Regions from separate parts of the Homo sapiens genome. Here region 2 is linked to region 1. A link is a loop called in an ENCODE intact Hi-C map of the cell type or tissue named here. Cell type or tissue: CD14-positive monocyte. All regions are shown on one strand.

Region 1 (4,000 bases):
GTCGTGAAGGGTGTGGCATGGAAAGATGCCATCGAGAGGCGACGTGTCTACAACACTGATCGACTCTGGCTTCTTACGCTGGGTACATATTTGGTCAGCGCTTTAAAATTAATTAATCAGAAACCTAGGGACTACTTCATCAATAATCCCGAATCATTTTATAAGTATGGCCCCATCTCATCACTTCACCTCCCTCTCTCCTTGTAAAAATACTACGTGGCTAATCTTTTTAAGTCAACTGTTCTGAGAATTTGCCAAGAGTCCTAGAAACACGTAAAGACAGCCTAGAACGTAGCCAGGTCATAGCTGAGAATCAAAAGACTTAGATATTTTTAGATGCCAACTGGCCCCAAGAAACTCTTCATGTTTTGTTTTGTTTTGTTTTGTTTTGTTTTTCCTTTAGAGATAGGGTCTTGCTCTGTTGCCCAGGCTGGAGCGCAGTGGTGCAACCATGGCTCCCTACAGCCCCCACCTCCTATAGCCTCAGCCTCCTGAGTAGCTGGGACTACAAACGTCCGCCACTATGTCCAACTATTTCTTTCTTTCTTTTTTGAGATGGGGGTCTCACTGTGTTGGCCAGGCTGGTCTCGAACTCCTAGACTCAAGTGATCCGCCCATCTTGGCCTCCCAAAGTGCTGGGATTGCAGGTGTGAGCCACCACACCTGGTCCAATGAAAATCTTTCACTCTTACTTAGCTCCTGAACTTTTGTGCATTTTTTTCTCCAACAAAAACCCACATCCCAATTTATGCACAGGATCAATCACGACTGTAACATGTATACACTGAAATGGAAACGTGAACTGGAATACGACGCAGGAGTGAAGCCATCTTTATACTAATTTCTCGGACCTGTCCCAGGCGACACCAGACTGACTTTGTAACTTCACTTTGCCAGAGTTAAAAAATGCAACCTATGTGGACTCAAGAGAGGACAATGAGCTGCCAGGGCTTATACCCGCCTTCATCAAAGAAGTACACGCAAGGAGGCCTGTCCTGGGGCTGCTCTAAGGGTCTCCTTCCCATGACTCCTGAGTGTGGCCCACAAGTCACCAGGTGGCAGGGTGGTGACAGGAGCCACTGACAGCCAGTGTGACTGTGGATGGCCACTCTGGAGACCGCAGTCCCCACATACTGAGAGAGGAGGGACATTTTTTTGATGGGAGGTAGGAAAAGTTGCGGCTGAAGGATGAGGTTTTCCATTATGTCTGTGGCTGGCCCTGCAAGGTGCTGTTGGCTCAGGGTGCCCCTGCCTGAGGCTACGGCTCCCCATGCACAAGGGCTGCCCTGGGAGCATGAACTGGGCTGCCTCTGAAACCCAGGAAGGGGCCCTCACCCAGGTGACTGCGCACCTGCTCCCTGTGTGGCTCCGGGACTGCAAGAGAAAGTCAAGATGGCCTCTCCTAGAAGTGCGTGGCAACTGAAGCTGAGAGAGGCTGAGCAGGGAGGCCTGAAGAGCTGGAGCACGACGGGACAGCCAGCACATTCACAGCGCTCAGCACGGCAGTCCACGGGGAGCACGGAGTGGCAGCGGCGGCCTCTGCTCACAAGCTGGGCACGTGCCTCAAGCACATCTCCAACGTCTGCTGTTGCTTTTTTGTACTGGGATTACTGAGTCACTCTTAATTCATCAAACATTTATTAAGCACTTCCTGTTTACTACACACTGATGGGTGCAGGGACGATGTGTGACTATTTTGGCCGAGATCGTGACCTGTGTGGAGCCCATTACCTGAAGAGGGGCCAAGAGGACAAGCAGGTATGACTATGGTCAGGCGTGCCAAGTCCCAGGACAAGGAAGGACGGGTGCTCCAGGAAGCACAGGAGGGGGCATCTTGAGAAGCCTCAGGAAGGAAGGGGCTGTGGCTCGAACGTGTCCCCTCCAAAGTTCAGGCGTTGTGGAGTGAGAGTCTTAAGGAAGCAGGGCTTTAAGAGGTGACGAGGCCAGGAGGGCTCCTCCCCTGCGATGGGATCAGGCGCCTGCATAAAGGGGCTTGCTGTAAGGGGCTCTCTCGCTTGCCCTCCAGTTTCCTTCTCCCTTCCAGAAGATGCAGCCCTCCCCAGACACCTGAACCTGCTGGTGCCTTGATCTTGGACTTCCCAGCCTCCTGAAGCATGAGGACAGAAATTTCCGTGCTGTATAGATTACCCAGCCTATGCTGTTCTGTTATTGCTTCACAAGCAGATGGAGACGGACGGATCAGCACCCTCCACACGGAGAACTGAAAGACGGGGCGAGGTCAGCCCGGCAATAGCAAACCAGGCCAGGGGCGGGGGTGGCTGACACCAGGCAGGGGGGTTACTAGAACAGGTCATGAAAGGCCCTCTACAGAGGTGGCCTGCAGCAGGCATAGCTAAAGGATGGCTTGGAGCTCAGTGTGGCTGGAGCAGAGAACGTGTGGAGGGAATGGCCAGGGCTGAGCCACAGCACCTGTGCAGGGCACTGTGTGGGCCATCCTGGGAAGCCTCCATTCTGGGGCCACGGGCAGCAGGGGGGCGGGAGGAGAAAGAAGAGCCACATAGGAGGCATGAGGCGTAGGACAAGCCAGGGAGCCGGTGGAAATGCCAGCCACAGCGGGTGGGAAGTTGGGAGGCACGGGAGTCAGGAAATAACAGTGGAAACGGGAAACCTACTCCCCACAAACTGCTGGCGAGAGGCAAGGCTCCCATTACAAGCAACCAAGCGTGATGGGCGAGGGCCTGGCTGCTGGAGGGGGCCTCGGAGTCGGGTCCAGGTCCGCCCCCTAATCCCGTGATCTAAGTGAGCTGCTTCATCTCTGCCTCTCAGTTTCCTCATCTCTAAGGGGAGGGCAGGAGCAGAGCTAGTGAGCTGCTTCATCGCTGCCTCTCAGTTTCCTCATCTCTAAGGGGAGGACAGGAGCAGGGCTAGTGAGCTGTTTCATCGCTGCCTCTCAGTTTCCTCATCTCTAAGGGGAGGACAGGAGCAGGGCTAGTGAGCTGCTTCATCGCTGCCTCTCAGTTTCCTCATCTCTAAGGCGAGGGCAGGAGGAGGGCTTACCACACAGCTCGCATGTGAGGCTTAAATGATCAACACGCACGCAGCAAGCACTCGACATTAGCTGTGATTATCGACGCAGTGTTTGATCTGCGTATCACTGGAATCTTTTTCATGCACCTTCTACATACAAAAGCATTTGCAAAACTGTTAAATCAATAATTGCTCCTGATTTGTTTCTGACTTGAGTTTTTCTTTAGGAAGCGCTGAATGACCAACCCATAGTGATAACATGATCCTACTAGCTTTACGAAGGTCAAACACACCTCCGTGTCCACAACGAGCAAAATCGGGAAGTAAATTATCTTTTTATTTATGCTTCAATATGGAAAGCTAAATTTAAAGTGAAACCTTTTGTCAGAACCAGAAGGGTTATCACCCTGACAGGTAAGGCAGAGCCCAGCTGCCTAATCACAAACGCCTGAGAAATACATCAGGACAGGTTACTGAGTTCAAGCCCAGCGAAAGTCTTAAGTCAGGAGACTCTGCAGGCGACATGATTTAATGAATAACCACACACATGGACCCTGGGGTCCAAGTTCATTAGAATGGCTCTTTTGCAGCAGAAGGTCCAAAAAAAAAAAAAAGACAGCTAAATGATTTAAGTGTAGTGTAAACAGGAGAATAATTAATATGATTTCTTATATTCTTTCCTGGTTATCCATTGATTTTAAACCTCAACAACAGCGATGTCTTTTATCAGCTTAATTTTACAAAGGCTACAGAGAGGGGTGGGCATTTCCTAATGGGCTCCTGTCTGACGGGGGAATTTGTCTATGGCTGTGTGCGTGGAGGTTAACGCAGTTAACGTTCTTAAGTATTCTTAAGTATAGTGTCACTTCTTTGAAAACTAAAACTGCACTTTGCACATAGTGGTGATCAGGTTTGGTGACCCAAGTATAGGAAGAGTGACTGACAAAGCCCATTTTGGAAAAGAGTGATGGGCGAGGCCCATTTCTGGCCTCATTTGTCCCAGTCTCTTTCT
Region 2 (4,000 bases), 190 kb after region 1:
AGCTTCCACATGGAGAGAATCTGGGTTGAGAATGGAGGATGGATGTGGAGCAGCTTGTATAATCTTGGGTGGTCTGGACTCAGACCCTTCCTGTCTCCAGCCTCTGCAGCTCTCCTCTCCTCCAGCCTGGGGCTCCCCAAATTCCCAATACAGCCTAATCCTGGACTCTGAGGCCAGTGTCTCTCTCTCTCTTTCTGCCCTCTTTTGTTTAGAATCAGGGTCTCCGTTGCCCAGGCTGAAATGCAGTGGTGCAATTGTGCCCCACTACAATTACTGGGCTCAAGCAATCCTCCCACTTCAGCCTCCCAAGTAGTAGCTAGGACTACAGGCATGCACCACTATGCCCAGCAAATTTAAAAATTTTTTTTTGTAGAGATGGGGTCTTGCAACGTTGCTCAGGCTGGTCTCAAACTTCTGGGCTCAAGCAATCTTCTCACTTGGCTCCCCAAAATGCTGGGATTACAGCTATGAACCATTGCACTTACCCTCTTCTAGGGCCACTCTCAAACACTAGCCTCTAAAGTCCATGACAAATTTGCCAGTGCCCAAAACCAAACAATGAACTGGCAATTCTTGGGTCCTGCATCCAATGTCCTTCCGAAGGCCATGTTGGGGAGATGACCCTGCAAGGGCCACTCCAGGTGGGTCCCTAAGAGGAAAAATAGAATGCTCTCGTGCTTTCAAATCCAGTGGACAGGGAGGGAAGGGGAGAGGCTTTCAACGTGGGGTGTGGTCAGTCTTATTGCAGATTTTCAGGCCTCAGCTCTTCCAGCTCTTCTCTGGACTACAGCACAGAGGGCCAGTCCTGCATAACTCAGCACTGAAGTTCTCCAGACTCGTCTCCCTGAGGCCAGCAGGCCACCCTAAAAACACTAGGCACTCCCCTTTTGTTTCATTTATTTATCATGATTTTAATTTATTTAATTTCTTGGTTCAAAGATCAGGAATATAAAAAGGTAAACAGTGAAAAGTCTCCCATCTCCATCCCAGTCTGCCTCAGCCCTGACACCCCCTGGAATAGGTAACCACTGCTGACTTCTTACATGTTATTTTAGACATTTTAATGCATATATAAGCAATATTTGTAGCTAACATATTCCCCATCTTTTTTTTTTTTTTTTTTTTTTTTTGAGACAGTGTCTCACTCTGTCGCCCAAACCACAGTGCAGTGGTGTGATCATAGCTCATATAGCCTCAACCTCCCAGGCTCAAGCGATCCTCCCACCTCAGCCTCCTGAGTAGCTGAGACCACAGGCATGTACCACCAAGCCCAGCTCATTTTTGTATTTAGAGTAGAGATGGGGTCTTGCCATGTTGCCTAGGCTGGTCTCCAACTCCTGGGCTCAAGAGATCCACCCACCTTGGCCTCCCAAAGTGCTTCTATTGCAGGCATGAGCCCGGCACCCAGCCCCTCCCCATCTTCTTTTCTTTTCCTTTTTTTTTTTTTTTTTTTTTGAGACAGAGTCTTGCTCTGTTCCCCAGGCTAGAGTGCAGTGGCACAATCTCAGCTCACTGCAGCCTCTGCCTCCTGGGTTCAAGCCATTCTCCTGCCTCAGCCTCCCAAGCAGCTGGGACTACAGGTGCGTGCCACCACGCCTGGCTAATTTTTGTATTTTTAGTAGAGATGGGGTTTTACCATGTTGCCCAGGCTGGTCTCGAACTCTTGACCTCAAGTGATCCACCTGCCTCGGCTTCCCAAAGTGCTGGGATTACAGGCGTGAGCCCCCACACCCGGCCCCATCTTTTTACAGAGAGCGTTGCCATATGCTTCCTCTTCTGTATCTTGCCTTCGGATGCTCTGGTCTTCCTTCTCCGAGGCTAAAGCTCAGTCCTAACCAGGTGGTGTCTTATACATGGCAGGCACATGTACGTTGCCTGAAAGCAACACCATGGCCCTGCCCCATCCCTCCCTGTCTGTGAATACACAGGAGACACTCACATCTCTGTGGAAGTCAAGCCCTGGCTGGGGGCCAGGAAGGGATAAGGAGGCTGAGAGGGTGGCAGGAATCCCCAGTTACAGCCACAGAGATGTCACAGTATCTTAACACCGGCCCAGGCGACACCAAGGAGAGCCCTAGATGTTCCGGTTCTCCGAGACAAACCACAAACAGGGCCCTTTCCTGGTGCTGTGGTTTCGGCTCCTCACAGCAGGGGGCACCGCTGGCCTATACAGGAGGTGGGAGGTGAGCCTGGGAGAGGTTACAAGGAAGCTGGCCAGAGACTAGGAGTTAAGAACCAAGCCCAAAAGGTGAGTGCAGGGGCAAGGAAGCGGGACCTCCCTGCAGAGCGCCATGCCCTGGGGACTCTGGAGCTCCTGGCCCTGCTGCTGTACACACAAGTTTCCTAGGAGGGCCAAGACTCCGGGTCTTAGGGCCAAGAGAGAAAGAAAAACCCTTCGGGAGGCTCTGCAAGCTCATACCAATAGCTGTGCATCCACTACAAAGGGGGGCGATAATTGGCTGCTAGGCTACAAAAAATAGTACAGGTAGCTGTGGAACAGGGTATTCCCTGCTTCCAGCTGTGTGATCCTGGGTAACCCAGCACGTCTCTGGGCCTCAGGCTCCCCTCTGTAGAGCAGGAAGAATACAAACCCTATTACACCCTGGCCACTTACAGCCATCCAGAGCATCAAATGAGATCATATAGAAACAGCCCAATTAACACAGGGAAAGATTTCTAATCTCATTCAAAAAACAATAAGATACCACTGCTAAATTTTTTAAAGATGAGTAACATTTTTAAATTGCATTGCTGTTGGGAAACAAGGACTCTCATCTACTGTTATTGTGAGTACAAATTGGTATCATGGGAGACAATATGGCAACAACTAGCAAAATGTTTAATTCCAGGGTTCCAATTTTTTTTTTTTTTTGAGACAGGGTCTCACTCTGTCGCCCAGGCTGGAGTGCAGTGGTGCAATCTCAGTTTACTGCAATCTCTGCCTCCCAGGCTCAAATGATCCTCCTGCCTCAGCCTCCCGAGTAGCTGGGACCACAGGCGCATGCCACCATGTCCAGCTATTTTTTTCTTTTTTTGAGATGGAGTCTCACTCTGTCACCCAGGCTGGAGTGCAGTGGCACAATCTCGGCTCACTGCAACCTCTGCCTCCCCAGTTCAAGTGATTCTCGTACCTCAGCTTCCCCAGTAGCTGGGATTATAGGCACCCACCACCACACCCAGCCAATTTTTGGATTTTTAGTAGAGGCAGGGTTCTGCCATGTTGGCCAGGCTGGTCTCAAACTCCTGGCCTCAAGGGATCTGCTCGCCTCAGCCTCCCAAACTGCTGGGACTATAGGTGTGAGCCACTGTGCCCGGCCATCGGATTGTTTTTAAAAGTGCTATGAGCCATCACGCTGGGCCCAATTTTTGTGTGTGTGTTTTGTTTGTTTGTTTGTTTGTTTGTTTGTTTGTTTTGAGATGGAGTCTTGCTCTGTTACCCAGGCTGGAGTGCAGTGGCACAATCTCAGCTCACTGCAACCTCTGCCTCCCGGGTTCAAGCAATTCTGTTGCCTCACCCTCCTGAGTAGCTAGGATTACAGCCGCCAGCCACTAGGCAGGGCTAATTTTTGTATTTTTAATAGAAACGGGGTTTCACCATGTTGGCTGGGCTGGTCTCGAACTCCTGACCTCATGATCTGCCCGCCTTGGCCTCCTAAAGTGCTGGTATTACAGGTGTGAGCCACCACGCCCGCCCCTAATTTTTGTATTTTTTGTAGAGATGGGGTCTGACTATGTTTCCCAGGCTGGTCTCAAACTCCTGGGCTCAAGCCATCCTCCCACCTCTGCCTCCCAAAGTACTGAGATTACAGGCGTGAGCCACCAGGAGGGTGCTGGTTTTCCAGAGCATGGCGTGGTCACGCAGGGGAGGAGCACACAGCTGTCAGAGGGAAGGAGGGAGGTTTCCACACACACAGCTCACCTAACAGGATCCCATGTTTGTAAAAACAAAAAACAACATCCATCTATGTGCTCACACATGAAGAGGAAATGCTTGGAAGGC

What was found. Peaks named below come from ENCODE experiments on the same cell type or tissue, not always from the same donor. Only the 100,000 strongest peaks of a DNase experiment are listed, where the experiment ranks them.
Region 2: a loop joins it to region 1, with 1.9 times the contacts of the local background. A loop is called at or near these places in 5 of 110 quality-filtered maps.

What each region holds. Positions count from the first base shown.
Region 1 is chr16:4,008,888-4,012,887 of GRCh38, forward strand. All of the region lies in intron 2 of ADCY9 (adenylate cyclase 9), which reads right to left. Among named protein-coding and RNA genes, the nearest start is that of TRIDDENT, 60 kb to the left of the region's middle. RefSeq lists enhancers at 2,211-2,856, 2,857-3,501. In CD14-positive monocyte, no CTCF peak of the experiment used is centred here; DNase peaks (open chromatin) are centred at 1,614 and 2,884; H3K4me3 peaks cover 1,830 bases; H3K27ac peaks cover 1,931 bases.
Region 2 is chr16:4,198,260-4,202,259 of GRCh38, forward strand. The region is part of intron 3 of SRL (sarcalumenin); the gene reads right to left. Among named protein-coding and RNA genes, the nearest start is that of SRL, 42 kb to the right of the region's middle. In CD14-positive monocyte, a CTCF peak has its summit at 2,156 (motif pointing right); a DNase peak (open chromatin) is centred at 2,132; H3K27me3 peaks cover 228 bases.